Linked DNA regions of Mus musculus: region 2 is linked to region 1. The links are chromatin contacts, found by POLR2A ChIA-PET in ENCODE. All regions are on one chromosome and are shown on one strand. Each heading gives the region's core, a stretch centred on a gene start or an enhancer-like site at or near the end of the contact. The rest is flanking DNA. Distances are from core to core; before and after follow the strand shown. Region 1 holds the start of Rpl28 (ribosomal protein L28). Region 2 holds the start of Shisa7 (shisa family member 7).

The links. ChIA-PET counts read pairs that join two places held with the same protein, here RNA polymerase II (POLR2A).
Region 2: POLR2A ChIA-PET joins it to region 1 with 16 read pairs in embryonic stem cell. The contact joins the promoter of Shisa7 here to the promoter of Rpl28 in region 1. POLR2A ChIA-PET finds 5 or more read pairs at or near these places in 4 of 5 experiments (Patski and embryonic stem cell).

The regions. Positions count from the first base shown.
Region 1 is chr7:4,788,545-4,796,367 of GRCm38, reverse strand. Rpl28 (ribosomal protein L28) reads right to left here and starts at 3,403. Exons shown (of 5, transcript NM_009081.2): 1 at 3,370-3,403; 2 at 2,959-3,047; 3 at 2,742-2,865; 4 at 2,186-2,304; 5 at 1,821-1,950. The coding sequence starts at 3,039. The coding sequence ends at 1,861. Tmem238 (transmembrane protein 238) reads left to right here and starts at 6,808. Exons shown (of 2, transcript NM_029384.1): 1 at 6,808-7,363. The coding sequence starts at 6,826. The coding sequence ends at 7,356.
Region 2 is chr7:4,841,540-4,849,362 of GRCm38, reverse strand. Shisa7 (shisa family member 7) reads left to right here and starts at 4,667. Exons shown (of 6, transcript NM_172737.4): 1 at 4,667-4,758. It overlaps Isoc2b (isochorismatase domain containing 2b), which reads left to right. Exons shown (of 6, transcript NM_026158.2): 6 at 3,998-4,403. The coding sequence ends at 4,093. Gm36127 (a long non-coding RNA gene) reads right to left here. Exons shown (of 2, transcript XR_881804.2): 1 at 7,367-7,823; 2 at 4,378-4,580.

The DNA of each region.
Region 1 (7,823 bases), core at 2,154-4,653:
ACAAAGGTGGGCAGAGACAAGCTGGGGGTTGCTGACTTCCGAGCCTAAATCCAATTCAATGGGACTGTCTTAAAAGGAACAATCAGGACACCATCCTCCTCTGACCTCCTGCATGTACCACATTGGCTTTTTTACATTCATTTGAGTCCTAAGTCTGCATGTACACCTGTGTGCCAGAAGAGGGCATCAGATCCCATTATAGATGGTGTGATCCAAAGCTGAATACTGAGAAATGAGGTCAGAACTCTCTGGAAGAGCAGCCAGTGCTTAACTGCTGAGCCTTCCCTCTAGCCCCTACACATGCTTTTTCAAAGAGGGTGAATTCACCTTATTTACACCCCAATAAAAATGAGTATAAGTTAAAAAAAATATTTTCCCGTCGATAGGTCAACAGGGTGGACTGCTGCCAAGAACGCTATGCTCACCAGCATCTCAAAACATAAGGGTCTCAGTTCACTTCAGTGAGCTGAGCCAGGGTCTATCAGTGGGGAGAGAGGTGCCATGAGTTAAACTTGGGTTAAAAATAGTTCAAGGGGGGGCTGGCAAGATGGCTCAGTGGTTAAGAGCGTCGACTGCTCTTCCGAAGGTTGTGAGTTCAAATCCCAGCAACCACATGGTGGCTCATAACCATCCATAACGAAATCTGATCCCCTCTTCTGGAGTATCTGAGGACAGCTACAGTGTACTTACATATAATAAATAAATCTTTAAAAAAAAAAATAGTTCAAGGGGCTGGAAATGGCAACAGTTAAGAGCAATGACTGCTCTTTCGAAGGTCCTGAGTTCAAATCCCAGCAACCACATGATGGCTCATAGCCATCCATAATGAGATCTGATGCCCTCCTTTGGTGTGTCTGAAGACAGGTACAGAGTACTTACATATAATAAAATCTTAAAAAAAAAAAAAAAAAAGAAAAGAAAATAGTTCAAGTCGGACTGGAATGGACAATGATCCAGTTGGGACCAAAGCCCAGGCAGCACTTTGGCCTGAGTTGTGTAGCAGCGACAAAAATCCAGCAAAAATGGTATGGGTACTATTTTGCATGTGAGCCTCAAGTTTTCCAGGAAATGCTAGTACTGGCTGGAAGGGGCAAGAAATGGCCACTGAGTCCCTCAGTACACCTGTATACTCACTTTACTTACCCACCCACCCAGATAGACTTACAATGGCTGATTTCTGAGATGTGGTCGTCTCTATAGCCCTGGGTATTCTCGGAGTTGCTTTATAAACAAGGCTGGCCTTAGTCACCTGCTTCAGCCTACCAGAATGCTGAGATTACAAATATAAAGGACATGCATTTGGTAAACACTAGACTTTGTTGACATTTTCTAAGGTCAGCAATTCACACTGAAATTCTACTGCAGCAGCACAAAGTCCCAGCTGACACCCACCAGAATGTTTCCTTCAGGAGTATCACTGTTTCACACATCAGAGCATCTGATAACTGAAGACTTCACTCTGAAACCGGGTATTGAACCTCCCATTTCCTTCTTATAAGGAGGCTTGTCAACTGAAGGGTGGGGGCCTTATCTGGGTCAGTGGACTAAGACCTGGTGAGACAGCCTCAAGCTCAGGATATCTGACAGTGTCAGCAGCTAAGAACCCTGAAGTCATTTACCCTCACTCCTGTTTCCACAGGAATCAACTGAATGTCCTGCACAAGCCGCTCTCACTCCTGTTGGTACCCAGATGGCCCTGAACAGCTTCTATCCCCAACAACCCTCACTCCAGATGAACAAGTTCTAATAGCTTTGATAGCACAACTAAAGACAGCGCAGAGCCACAGCTCAATGAGCACAAAACATTTTGGAGGCCTAATGGAAGTCAGTGGACTCTTTATTGCTTCGGGCGTGTGGGGCTCAGGAGCTCTTGGTGGGGCGGGTCCGTTTCCTCTTCACCACCACAGGCTTCTGGCTTCGAAGGATGGCACTGGCCCTGCGGATGGCCGCCTGAGGACAGGACAAGGAACTTAGCTCACAAACTCAAAAGACACTCCCATTTACTGCTGCTTGTTTCCTAGGACTCCGGGGAGGCAGGGTGTGTGTGTGTGTGTGTGTGTGTGTGAGTGATCAAAAGTCCCGAGTCTAGCTCCAGCTAGGCAGAGCCAAGCACCCAGGCCTGCATGCAGCCCCTCAGGTTTAGTACCAGCTGCCCCCCTGCCTTAAGTACCCATCCATTACTCACCATACGCAGATCAGGGCGGTACTTGTTCTTTCGGATCATGTGTCTGATGCTGCTGAGGGTAGCCCGAGCATTCTTGTTGATGGTGGTCCTCACATAAGAAGTGGCAGGTTTTCGCTGACCTGGTAAGGAAAGCCTAGGAATCAGTCCATCTGCATGAGCCCTTCAGAGCATCTGCCTGATGGAACACAGAGCCTCTCTGAAGACCATGCTCACCCCATCTTCCCTCCAGCCCATTCAGTACATCCCTTAGGTGACTGTCACAGGTAAGTCTTAAAGCCCGGGAAAATCCCATCCCTCTTTAGGAACCTCCCAGATACAGGAGGGACATAGCGCATGCACTTAATCCAAGCACTCAGGAAGCAGAGGCAGGTGGATCTCTGAGTTCTAGACCAACCTGATGTAGAGTTCCAGGACATTGAGGTCTACATAGAGAAACTGTACTTAAGTTTCTCTCTACACTTCTTAATTTAAAGATCACCTTACACAGCCGGGAAGTCAGAGGAAGGGCAGTTCTGGACCCTGGAAAAAGGGAGCGCTATCGTGTGCAAAGGCTCACCGGATCTGCGTTTCATAACTACCACGACCCCTTTGCCATCGGCGGCCGGCTCCACTCCGACGGTCTTGCGGTGAATTAGCCCGTTGTAGCGGAAGGAGTTTCGGGCTTTCAGATTATTTGGCTCCTGGGGAATAGGTGTACACGATGTTAAGTTAAGGCCCGGAGGCTCCGATACGCAAAAGAGCCACAGTGCCCCTCACACGCGGGCCCGACTCACCGTGCTGTACGTCTGCTTATTCCTCTTGATCAAGAAACTGGAGCAGTTCCGGACGACCATCCACTGCAGATGCGCGGACATGGCGGCGGCTGGGGAGAAGCCGGGGGGGGGGGGGGTGTGAAAGATGTCAGAAAGAAGCAGGCCGTGGACAGGCGGCTGGGTAAGCGGCAGCACCGTTGGGAAAAAGCGAGCAAGAGCTTTACACGGCCGAGGAAAGGGTGAGCAAAGGAGGCAGGCCGAGCTAACACCGCGGAGACTTAGAAGGGGGAAGGGACGCTGAGGCCCCACTTCCGGTGGGGAATGAGGGCAGCGAATGGTGCTTGGGTACAAGGAGAGAAAGCCCAGGCAGGAGACCGAGGCCGTGGGAGCGAGATGGCGGCCACGCGGGACGGACAGAGGCCTCACACTCACCTCCTCTCCCTATGGCGGCCGGAGACGGAAAGAGAGACACGAGAGGCGGGACGACACCTTTAAAATGGCAACGCATTTCCGCTTCCTCCCGTGGCGCGCCTGAACTCGGCTACCCAGCTTCCTCTGGGCCTTGGGTTCCGCCTCCGAGTCTTTTTGACTCGGGAACCTTCGGAGCTCTTCGTCTGAAGGTCCCGGCGAGTTCTCGCGGTGCGTACCGTGATGAGGCGCCGGGGTGGGGTAGGAAGTTTTCGGAACTCGGTGACTCGGTTTTCGTGAGGATCCAAAAGCAGAGAGAGTTCCTAGAGCTATGTTCCCATCGCATCACCCTGATCTGTTCAGTCTGCACTTAGCGCATGGTGGGCACTAATACATATTTTGAAAAAAAAAAACGGTTTTGCGCCCTTGTCTAGTAGATTTCGAGGTGGGATCCTCCAGCCTCAGCCTGTGGATGCAAATATTGAGGATTCCAGATCTCACATTAAGTGGAGCTTAATTGATTTTAAGATTTATTTATTTTTCCCGGGCGTGGTGGCGCACGCCTTTGTTGGATACTCTGAAACTAAAGTTACAGATAGTGCCTACTGAGAATTGAACCACTGTTGTCTGGAAGAGCAGCCAGTGCTCTGAGCCGTCTCTCTCTCCAGTCCCAACTTATTTTTTTTTTTTTTTTTGTAATATGTATGAGGGCTTTCTTAATTTCTTAATTTCCTTTCTTTTTAAGCCTGGATATATATATGAATGCTATGTGCCTGCCTGGTGCCTGGATTCAATTAGACAGTTTTTGAGCCACCATGTGGGTGCTGGGAATAGAACCTGGGTCCTCTGGAAGAGCAGCCAAAACTCTTAACCACTAAGTCATCTCTGCAACTCCTTTTTGTTTTGTTTTTTTGTTTTGTTTTGTTTTGTTTTGTTTTTGTTTTTTTGAGACAGGGTTTCTCTGTGTAGCCCTGGCTCTCCCTGAACTCATTTTGTAGACCAGGCTGGCCTCCAACTCAGAAATCCTCCTGCCTCTGCCTCCCGAGCGCTGGGATTAAAGGCGTGCGCCATCACGCCTGGCTTCAGATTTATTAATTTTAATTATGATGTATGTGGGTGTTGTGTTAACATGTAAAATGCAAAGTCCAAAAGAAACCGTTGATCCTGAGAAACTAGAGTTTCAGGCAGCTGTGAGCTGCCTCATATGAGCTGGTAACCAAACCCAGGTGCTCTGCGAGAGCAGCAAGTGCTCTTAATCACTGAGTCCTCAAGACTTGTTGTTTAAATGGATGCATGAACTATTTTAAAGATTTGCTCTGGCGTGAAGTCTTCAGATGGCAGATGGTTCCATTACTCTTCTTGACCGTGTCCCACACAAACACCAGTGCCCAATGAACCATTTTCAGACCTCTCTAAAAATGTACTGCTGCAGTGTTAAATACCTATTCTTTCATGCCTGGTTCTGTCTATGCAGAAACATTCCATGTCTGTCCTCAGCAATACCTGGCCAATCCCGGCAGCTTTTCTTTATAAGTACACTGTAGCTGTCTTCAGACACGAGAAGAGGGCATGCGATCTCATTACAGATGGTTGTGAGCCACCATGTGGTTGCTGGGAACTGAACTCAGGACCTCTGAAAGAGCAATCAGTGCTCTTAACCGCTGAACCATCTCTCCAGCCCACCACAGTCATTCTTAATGTTTTATTAGCATTTAATCATGCATAAAGTAGGTTTACATAACATTTTTGTATGTGTATATAATGTTTTGGGCCATACTCACATACACTCCCACTGCAGCTAGTCTGTGTGTGTGTGTGTGTGTGTGTGTCCAAGTGTGTTTCCTTTATGCTATTCACAGGCTCACGGATGGTTTGTTTGCAGGCTACCAATGGCAGCATCACGGTGGAAAATGTGATTTTTCTCCTCCATCATCCTCAGTTTTCTCCAACTCTGAAACTAGATAGAGTCTTGGGAGAACTAGTTCTGTTCAGAACTGTCTCGAGGTTTCCCACCCCAGGGAGAATGAACTCATTTAAGGGGTAGATGTGTGGAAGATCAGGACTTCCCTATAATAGCTGTTGGGTCCTCCTAGTGTGGACCATGGCTTGGCCCAACCATTTGCCTGTGCCATGATGCCTCTCAGTTCCAGAGTGACCTGGCCATACCCATTAAATTCTCTCTAAGTTGGAGCTGGTGAGATGGCTCAGTGGGGAAGAACACTGACTGTTCTTCTGAAGGTCCTGAGTTCAAATTCCAAACAGCCACATGGTGGCTCACAATCATCCCTAACGGAATCTGATGCTTCTGATGTGTCTGTTTTGTTGTTGTTTTTTTTGTTTGTTTGTTTGGTTTTTTTTTTGTTTTTGTTTTTTTTTTTTTTTTTCGAGACAGGGTTTCTCTGTGTAGCCCTGGCTGTCCTGGAACTCACTCTGTAGACCAGGCTGGCCTCGAACTCAGAAATCCGCCTGCCTCTGCCTCCCGAGTGCTGGGATTAAAGGCGTGCGCCACCACGCCCGGCTTCTGATGTGTCTGAAGGCAGCTACAGTGTACTTACATATAACAATAAATATATCTTTAAAAAATAATAGCAAAAAGGCCACAGTTTTGGTTTGGTTTGACTTGAGTCAGGATCTCTCTGTGTGGCCCTGGCTGTCCTGGAACTCATTCTATAGACCAGGCTGGCCTCGAAATCAAGAGATCTGCCTCTCAAGTGCTGGGACTAAGGGCATGGGTCACCACTGTCAGGCTAAAGCTACAATTTCTATGCCATCTCCTCAGGGACACCTTTCCTGAGCACTTCGGGAATTGTGGCTAGGAACAGGAAGGCAGGTCTTGTCAGGCTAACATCTGAGCACTAACAGAGCCCTGAGCTCAGTATATTGTGTACACAAGGTGTCAGCTGGCACCTGGGAGATGGGTTCATTGTATTCCCAGGTTGGGTTAACAAGGCCCTACACTCACAAGAGATCTCAAAAGACAAGCATGGAGACAGCTTCAGGGCTCTGGCTGCTGATTCTGTGCTCCAGAGAATGTTGTTGTTGCTGTTGTTGGATTTTATGCTGTGCAGGGCATGAAATCAAGAACTTCGAGCATGGTAGGCAAGCACTCCACCAAGCGAGCTACATACCAACATGCCCGGTTTTTTGTTTCTGATCCCCATTTTGTTTCACTATGGACTTGGTGGTACAGGTAGCCCTCGGGAGACGGGCACTAAGTAGAAACACTATCTAGCTACATTATGCCACCCTGAAATTTGGCCCTAGTCATCTGGCACTGCTTAATGGACAGGGTCGTGCGCCGCTGATCCTCCCAGACCTTTGAGCTACACAAGAGACTCATTCGGGCCACCAGGTCCAGGCTGTGAGCTCAGGTGACCATGCAGGCACTGGGCACACCTGGCGCCGGGCCCTAACTCCGCCCCGGGAAGCCGCACCCCGGGACGCTGTCGGGGAGCAGGCGGCGGCGGGCCACCGAGGGCCATGGCGGCAGCGTCACCGGTGTGCGGCTCGCAGGCGTCCGCGGTCGGCGCCTCGTCCCCACCCGCGCCCGCACCGGCTCCAGCGGCCGGCTTGGGCCGCTGCCGCATGGCGCTGCTGCTGGCCGTGGCCTTGGACGTGGCGGGCATGGCGGCGCTGCTGACCGGCGTGTTCGCGCAGCTGCAGGTGCGCGGCCGCGACTTCGGGGACCTGCTCATCTACTCTGGGGCGCTGCTGGTGTTCTTGAGCCTGCTGGGCTGGATTCTCTGGTACACCGGCAACATCGAGATCTCGCGCCAGGAGCTGGAGCGTGACTACGGCCTACGACCCTCGGCGATTGCCCGCCTGGCGCGCAAGCTGTCCCGTCGCTGGTCGGCGCCCGCCACCGCCAGTCCCCGGACCACAGCCGGTCTCCGCTCAGCACGCAGAGCGAACCGCGCGCCCCAGCCCTCCTCCTCCGGCTCCCGCCGCGTGCGCCTGCAGCTCGCCACGCTTGAGGCGGGGTCCGTGGCGGCAGGCACGGGCAGCGAGTGAGCCCCAGGTGAGGACACCAGAAAGAATGAGATGTGGTGGGGAGACGGACATGTCGCTGGAAGGGGAAACTGCAGGAGAGTGAGTCAGAGATAGCAGAGACTCGGAAGGATGGGTGGGACAAAGTTGGGAGTCACAGCACGCCCTCCTCCTTTTGCTCCACGTGCACCAGGCCTCATGCCATCCTCCCTGTAGCCAGTTCTCTGAGCTCATTACTGTTACTGTACAAGAAGCTCCGAAAGTAGGTGACACTCTTGTCCGGACCACACAAATGTACAAATGAAAGAGTGCCATTCATCCAGACAGGCGGTCCTAATGTGAAGTCAGAGGCAAAGAAGAACCAGTGGGCACAGAGAGGGAAAGCACCCTTGTTCCTTTCCCTTTCTCTGATATTTAAGACAGGGCTTCACGGCTGTCCTGGAACTTGATATGTAGACCAGGCTGCCCTTGAACTGAGATCAGCTTGTGTC
Region 2 (7,823 bases), core at 3,418-5,917, 52 kb before region 1:
GTTTTCCCTGTATGTATGTATGTATTATGTATGTATGTATGTATGTATGTGCACCACTTGTGTGCCTGGTGTCTGGGTGCCCTCAAAGGCCAGAAGAGGGTATTAGATTTCCTGAACAGAAGTTATAGACAGTTGTGAGCCATAATGTGGGAACTAGGAGTCAAATTCAAATCTGGGTCCTCTGGGAGAACAGCCACTACTCTTAACTGCTGAGCGATTTCTCCAACCCCACTTTGTTGTTGTTGGGTTTTTTGTTTTGTTGTTTGTTTTTTGTTTGTTTGTTTGTTTTTGAGACAAGGTTGACCTCAGGCTCCCTCTGTATCTAAGGATGACTTAGCACTTCTGATCTACCTTCTGTGTGCTGCAATTACAGCTGAATACGCCATGCCCATATACATATATAGTAATCTATGTTTATCTTATGTGTATATGGGTTTTACCTGCATGTATATATGGGGACAAAATTCACACAGATCCTACAAAGGCCAGAAAAGGATATCAGATCTCGATAGAACTGGAATGATAGTCAGTTTAGAGGCACCAAGTGTGTGCTGGGAATCCAACCCAGGCTCTCTGGGAAATAGGCCAGTATTCTTAACAGGTAAGCCTTCTCCAGCACCCGCATTTTTAAAGATTTGTGTTTCTATTTATGTGTATGTGTGTGCATGTATGTCAGGATATGCACCCCAGAAGACTGCATCAGACCACCTGGATCTGGGGTTACAGGGGAATGTGAGATACCTGATATGCTGAGAACTATATTTTGGTCTTCTGTAAAAGCAGCAAGCATCCTTAACAATTGAACTGTCTCTCTGGCCCCGTGCTTTATTTTTTTAAAAATATAGTGCTGGTGACAGACCCCAGGGCTCTGTGCCTGCTAGGGAAAAACCTTAGTGACTTGAACTGTATCTCCAGCCCTCCTTAAAAAAAAAAAAGTGTGTGTGCACGTGCATGAGTGCGGGCCCTGCGGTGCACGTGCAGGTGTGAGATCAGAGAACAACTTTTGGGAGTCAGTTCTCTCCTATCTGGGAAATTGAATTCAGTTGGCTGGGCTGGTATCAGAAGTATTTTTACCTGTTGAGAAATTTTTGCTGAGCCTTCTCTTCCTCCTCCTCCTCCTTCTCCATCCTCTCTTCTTTCCTCCTCCCTCTTTCCTCCTTCTTTCTTCCTTCTTTTCTCCTCCTCCTCCTCCTCTTCTTTCTTTCTTTCTTTCTTTCTTTCTTTCTTTCTTTCTTTCTTTCTTTCTTTCCTACTTTTTTGTTTTGTTTTGTTCCGTTCTGTTCTGTTTTGGTAGGTTAGTTTGTTCTGTATTTTGAGACAAGGTTTCTCTGTGTAGCCCTGGCCATCCTGGAACTCACTCTGTAGACTAGGCTGGCCTCAAACTCAGAGTACTGGGATTAAAGGCATGTGCCACCACTGCCTGGCTTTTATTATTTTTAACCAGGATCTTGATCTATAGCCCAAACTGACCTCTAACTCCTGATAATCCTCCTGACTCAGCTTCCATTTTTTCCTTTCTAAGCTTGCTACGCTTGTTCAAAATGCTCTTCATGAGACTTAACCAGAGGACAAAGTCTCTGCTGGGCTTTTTTGAGACTTCCTTTGTCAATGCAATTAATATTAATCTCTTTACCTTAGCCTCAGGTAGACTCTTCAGAGAAGGGCAAAAAGTAGCCACATTCTTTACCAAAATATCATAAGAACAGTCTCTCGGCCACATACTAAAATTCTTCTCTTCTTAGACCTCTAGAGCCAGGCTTCCACAGTTCAAATCACCCTCCGCAACAAGTCTTCCATATTCCTACTAGGATGGCCCACTAAGTTGCACTTAAAACATTCCACTGCTTTCAAATCCAAAGTCCCAAAATTCACATTCTTTCAAACAAAGGCATGGTCAGGTTATCCTATCACAGCAATACCCCACTCCCAGTACCAACTTCTGTCTTAGTTAGGGTTTTGCTGCTGTGAACAGACACCATGACCAAAGCAACTCTTATAAGAACATTTCATTGGGACTGGCTTACAGGTTTAGAGGTTCAGTCCATTGTCATCAAGGTGGGAATATTACAGAGTCCAGGCAGACGTGGGGCTGGAGGAGCTGAGAGTTCTACCTCTTGTTCCAAAGACACCTAGAAGATTGGCTTCCAGGCAGCTAGGATGAGGGTCTTAAAGCCCATGCCCACAGTGACACCAATGAGGCCACATCTCCTAATGGTGCCACTCCCTGGGCCAAGCCTATACAAACCATCACAAGGTCCAAGGCCCCTATGCTGAGTCTGTGAACCCTCAAAATGATGGGGAAACCCCAGAGCTGAACATTCAGGTCATCTTACCTTACCTTACCTTACCTTACCTTACCTTACCTTCATACAGCTCTATTGAGTATCTGTCCTGCCAGCCCTTGTGGTACACTCAGGACAGGGATAGTGTCCAGCCTTCCTGGAGTTTGCATCACAGCATGGTGATACAAAGCCAATCCTATGGACAGTTGACAGCTTCTGGGAGACAGTTGTCTTTAAGGGTGTGGTCTCACACTCCACAAAGTATATGAGCAGCACATATTGGAATCAGTTGGTTATTAAAAGTAAAAAGCACAGCTACCATTGACGGGGATGGGGAGGTGGGTTTATCTGGGAGGAGCTTAGGAAAGGAGTTGATGATGAGTATTGTCTTAGTTAGGGTTTTACTACTGTGAACAGACACCATGACCAAGGCAACTCTTATAAAGAACAACATTTAATTGGGCTGGCTTACAGGTTCAGAGGTTCAGTCCATTATCATCAAGGCAGGAGCATGGCAGCATCCAGGCAGGCATGGTGCAGGAGGAACTGAGAGTTCTACATCTTCATCTTAAGGCTGCTAGGAGAATACTGCTTCCAGGAAGCTAGGGCTGTGTTTCCCTCAGTCCAATAATTGTAGCTGAGTGTGGCCAATACTGTCAGGTTGGGGAGGAGAGGGAGGAGGGAGCCTGGGCCACGTCTTAGGAAAGATTTGGCGTTTCACAATAACCGAGCCATTGTCTCTTTCTCTCTCACATACATTTACATACCCACATAAACATGTACGTACACACACACACACACACACACACACACACACACGCAGTCTGCAGAGTACTTGTCTAGCTTTGGCAAGGCCCTGGGTTCTATCCCAACCAAATCAACATCAACAAAGAAATAAAACTCATGTGGGGAGAGTGCTGTCCTCTGCCGCAGATCGTGCGCGCGCAGGTTAGGAGTCAGCTCCCTTTTAGAGAAGTCTACATCCATGCTTTGGTGTTTATCTTCTTACCAGGAAATTCCATAGACTACTGGGGCCACAAGCAAGAGAAAAAGCACCTCTCTTTGTTCCTAAACTCTATATTAAAATATCTTTAATAAACCTCAACTATGCTTCATTGAGAAAGAAAGAGTACAGGAGCTGGCCACCATCAAATTGGTGAATAGTCAAAAGATTACATTATGTGGCCTGGGACAAAGAAGGGAAACCAACAAATCCCATAAACAGTGGTGGGGTTTAACCAGGGAAGAGAAGTGGAGGTGCAGGATTTGCATTTTTTGGTATAATTTTCTGGAGATAAACTTGGCTGGACTGTTTGATTGCCAGTAATGTGGTTGATTATTCTTGTTCCACCAAGAGAGAGTTGTGTAAATTCGTTGAGAGTTCATGAGTTCGTTGGGTCTGTGTGTGGGAGAGCTGAGAGCTAAAGGAATGACCCAGGAAAGATGAGACTAGTGAAGAAGATGGACATGGAGGTAGACAAGATAACCCAAACCATCTGCTCTTAGTGGTCCCAAGGCAAGAGCATACCAAGATGGCGGGGAACAGCTCAACCAGGCAAGTGTGAGGGAGAGGTCACCTGGAAAACAGGAAAAAGAAGTAGTTGACTGGAGAAGCGATGCTGTCAGAATAAGGGAGATCAAGATGAAGAGGTGCTCCTCAGATTCTCTATTCCGGAGATAGGGCTTCTTCACTTCCTCATCTCCTTTGCCTGCAGATTCAGAAGATCCTCAAGGAGCCAGTCACAGACATCGGACTGTTAGGCTTCTTCCAAGGCAAGAAAAACTCCCTGTTGCCCAACTCCAGGACCTGACTTGAAGGAAGCACCCACCCTCCTTGTCACCCAGACGTTGATGGATGACTTTTCCTTCATCCATGGATCCCAAGAGTGGTGCAGTCCGCCAGGAGAACCGCCCCCGTGGGAGAGGAGGCGTGGTTCTGTCTTCCGATTGGGCAGCTGGTCCCGGAAATGCAAATGAAATTCCTTGATGCTGGGTGGGAATTGGTTTAGAGAAAGGTGGAGGTGGGGCTGGGCCCCGGGCCACTTCACGAAGCGGGAAAAGGAGGGGGAACAAATGTCACAACTGGGACCCTGTCTCGGAGAATAAACATTTATGTGACTGAGGACCGAACCATTATTGGGTTTAGGGGGCATCACGGGGGCTACAAGGGTCTGTGGGAGGAAGAAAGTGGGGTCTCCTCCAGGTGGGGTGGGGGAGGCGCCTCTCCAAGCTCCAAGCCGGCGCGAGACACAGGCGAGGGCTGGCAGCGGCCACATCTGCACTGGGGCCGGTGCGCATCTGCAAAAGAAAGAGCTGCCGGCCAGGGTCCCCACCACGCAGCCTGCCGCCCCCACCCCCATCAGCGCGCGCGCGCCCAGCCCCGCGGGCTGGCAGACACGCGCTCGCTCTGCCTACCCTGGCTGGCCCCCACGCTGCCACCCCCGATTCCCTGAAGGTCCCGCATCCGGAAAGTGAGGTGAGCGCATCCGTACCTGGTGAGGAGGGGTAAACTGAGGCACGGGGGAAAAAGAGGGATGGGGAGGAATGGACAAGTATGTGAATGGATGGGATGGACAGTTGCTGCTCCGTGGTCCTTACTCGCCCAAGACGCAGAATTCTGCAGCCCCTTGGAGATCAGAGTGTTCAAACTCTACAGACGCCCCTCCGCCTCCACCGCGTCAAACCCTCACCCGAGATTCGCAGACTCCATCCCCAGCCTGGGGGCCTTTGAAGGCATCCCGTGTCCACCAGAGATGCAAGGACCAGTCCAACCCCATTGACAATCAAACTCACCCACCGCCGCCGCAGATCCTAGCAGCCCAGCCCCCTCCCACAAGTTACCTAGCCCAGTACACCCTCCCCGGGGACCTAGGAGTTCCATCCATCCTCCGGAGCCCCTTGGGACACGGGCGTCGGAGCCCCGGCCCCCGCGTTCCGGTTCCAGGTGTCCCCTCCGCACACCCAGCCCGAAGCCTGCGTCTCGAGGCCGCGCTCGCGTCGCCATGGCAACGGGAGTCTATTTTGCGCTGGGAACACACAGCTCCCTCCGCAGCGCCCCCCACCCACTCTGCTCAAGAGTGAGGGGCTCAAAGGGCGGGGAACAGTGCAGTGATGAGAATGAGACACTTAGAAGGGACAGAATCCCGGGACAGACAAGCAGAGATTGAGAGAGCCCCTGACAGAGGAACTGGGTGTGGAAATTACAAGGAGGCTACAGATCCAGGCGGGGGAGGTTGGGGATGGAGGGCCCAGACAGAGATCCGGACAGAGCCCTAGACAGACGCAGAGATGCAGAGGAACAGAAACCCGACGGCAGAGCCAGGTTAGAAAGAGAGAAGACAGCCGGCTGCACGTAGGCAGGGGGCCTAAGAAGAGAATGGACGGAGACTCTAGGCAGGGACCCCAGACAGCCCAGACAAAGTAGCGCTGCATGTGGTATCCACGCTATCCTTAGCAGGCAGGGATTTGGGGGTCTTTCCCAGCGCCACAGTAGCCAGGACCTGCTACTCTCCTCTCCCTCCTTCTACAGGTCCCCAATCTTGCCTGCTTTCCGCATTCCCACCTCAAACCGACTTCCTAATCCCTGAGATTCCTAGGAACCCCTTCCACATGCTCCTACCCCCTTCCCTGATCTGTGCCCCCACCACCACCTCCTCAGCCGCCACCTGCAGACCCCACTCGGGCCATTTTAGACTTTATTGGTTGTGCCCTCCCCATCCCTAGATCTCACTTCTCTCGCTGTCTTTTACTTCCCCTCCCAATCCCAGGGCCTCTGTTTCTCTCTCTGGGTCTCCTACTCTCTGTGTCTCAGCCTCTGTCTACTTTCCATCACTAACCCATCCTTCTGGTACCACCTTCTGCGGGTTTCTGTCTCTTCCCTGACTATCTCTGTCTTCCTCTTTTCGTCTGCGTTCCCCTCTTCCTGGATCCTGTTCCTCCGTCCCTTTCTCGGCTCTCAGGCGTCCTCACCACGCCTCCCCCCACCTGCTGCTGTTCTCTGCAAGGACCCTCGGGAGGCACTCCGATCCACCCAGCCCAGCCCACTTCTGACATCCTAGCCAGCATTCTCCACCCCCAGCTGGCAGGGATGGGATAGGACTTATTGGGGGCTTGCTTTTCCGAGGCTGGCTCTTTTTCTCTGTAACACCTTGTGTCATTCAAGTCCTGAGCTGGATTTGAGAACCAAGCAAGGTGCAACCGAAGGAAGAACCTGGGTTTTGGGCCTCCTTTCCCACCCACCCCCTCAGGCTGTGGAGGAGGACATTGCCTTGTGAGTGAGAACTAGAGGTCGGGGGCGGTGTAGGGCTGGGGCGGAGTAGGAGATGGGGCGGGGAGGGGGCGGGGCAGGAGTTCTCACATGCCAGTTGCAGATTCTGCGCAGCTGGGCCAGAGTGTGATTGCACCTATAGGGCTGCATGACAGAGCTCGGATGAGCGAGGACGCCTGCCTGCCTGCCCGCCAGCCCAGTGCAGGGAGCTGGTATAGAGATGTAATGTTTGTGGTATGCCTTAACATATGAGCCTTGAACACTGATGGTTAAAATATGTACAAATGTTTATATGTCCGTGTGGAGTGATTATGTGTATGTGCGCGCACACACGCACTCACACATATGTTCTCGAAGGGTGTATAGGCGCATCACCAGACTGACACCGAGTGCCCTTGCTTTGAGGCTGCAGTTTAGCTGCTCTGTGGTCTGTGTCAAGTATCAGTGCTGTTGTGAGTCTGAGCAGTCCTGTGTGAGAAAAATAGAGAACTGGTCCCCTTGTCTCCAGTGTCTGCACTGGGTGCTGCATCTGGTTGTCCTCTGTCAACTCACAGCCTTTGAGCAAGGGAGACAGCTGCCTTCCGCCCCATCAGCACAGATGGCTTCATTCTTCCAGCCAGATTGCCATTGTACTTGTCAGTACTCAAAGAATGAAGGGATCTCTATAGCTGCGTCTGCTACCCTCAGAAAACCTGGGTCTCTAGGTGTCTCACCTCCCTTGTCTGTGTGTGGGAGAAAGCCATCTAGACTAGGTTCACAGCCTAGCACAAGTCTGGTCACTGAAGGGCAATAAGACCCCTTAGAGCTTTGTTCTCACCTGAGGGCTGGGTATGTGAGTATCCACTTCCCATAGTTGCTTCACCCTTTTGCAAGATGTAGATGTCTTCCTGAGCATTTACATGCATCACGCTCCGGTCTGAGGGCTGTGGAGAGGCAGCAAAGATGTAGCTCAAATCATCCGCCTCCATGGACATTCTAGTTCTAGTCTAAGCATTGAGAGGCACACAGCAAGGCCGTGTGTGCATCCTGTGACAAACACACAAGAGCTTCAGAAGAAATCTAGCAGGGCAGAACCCCAACAGGTCAGGGGCTGCTTTGTGGCTTGCGGAGATAATAGGAGAGCGGTGCTGAAGGAAGGGGTGGAGGACTGCTTAGCTGAGATCTGCCAAACAAGGCAGCAGCAATTGCTAAGGGAAGAAAGGAGAGAGCTCTTGGGCGTGACCCCAGAAAGGTCTAGAGCAGTGGTTCTCAACCTGTGGCTCTCAAGCCCTTTG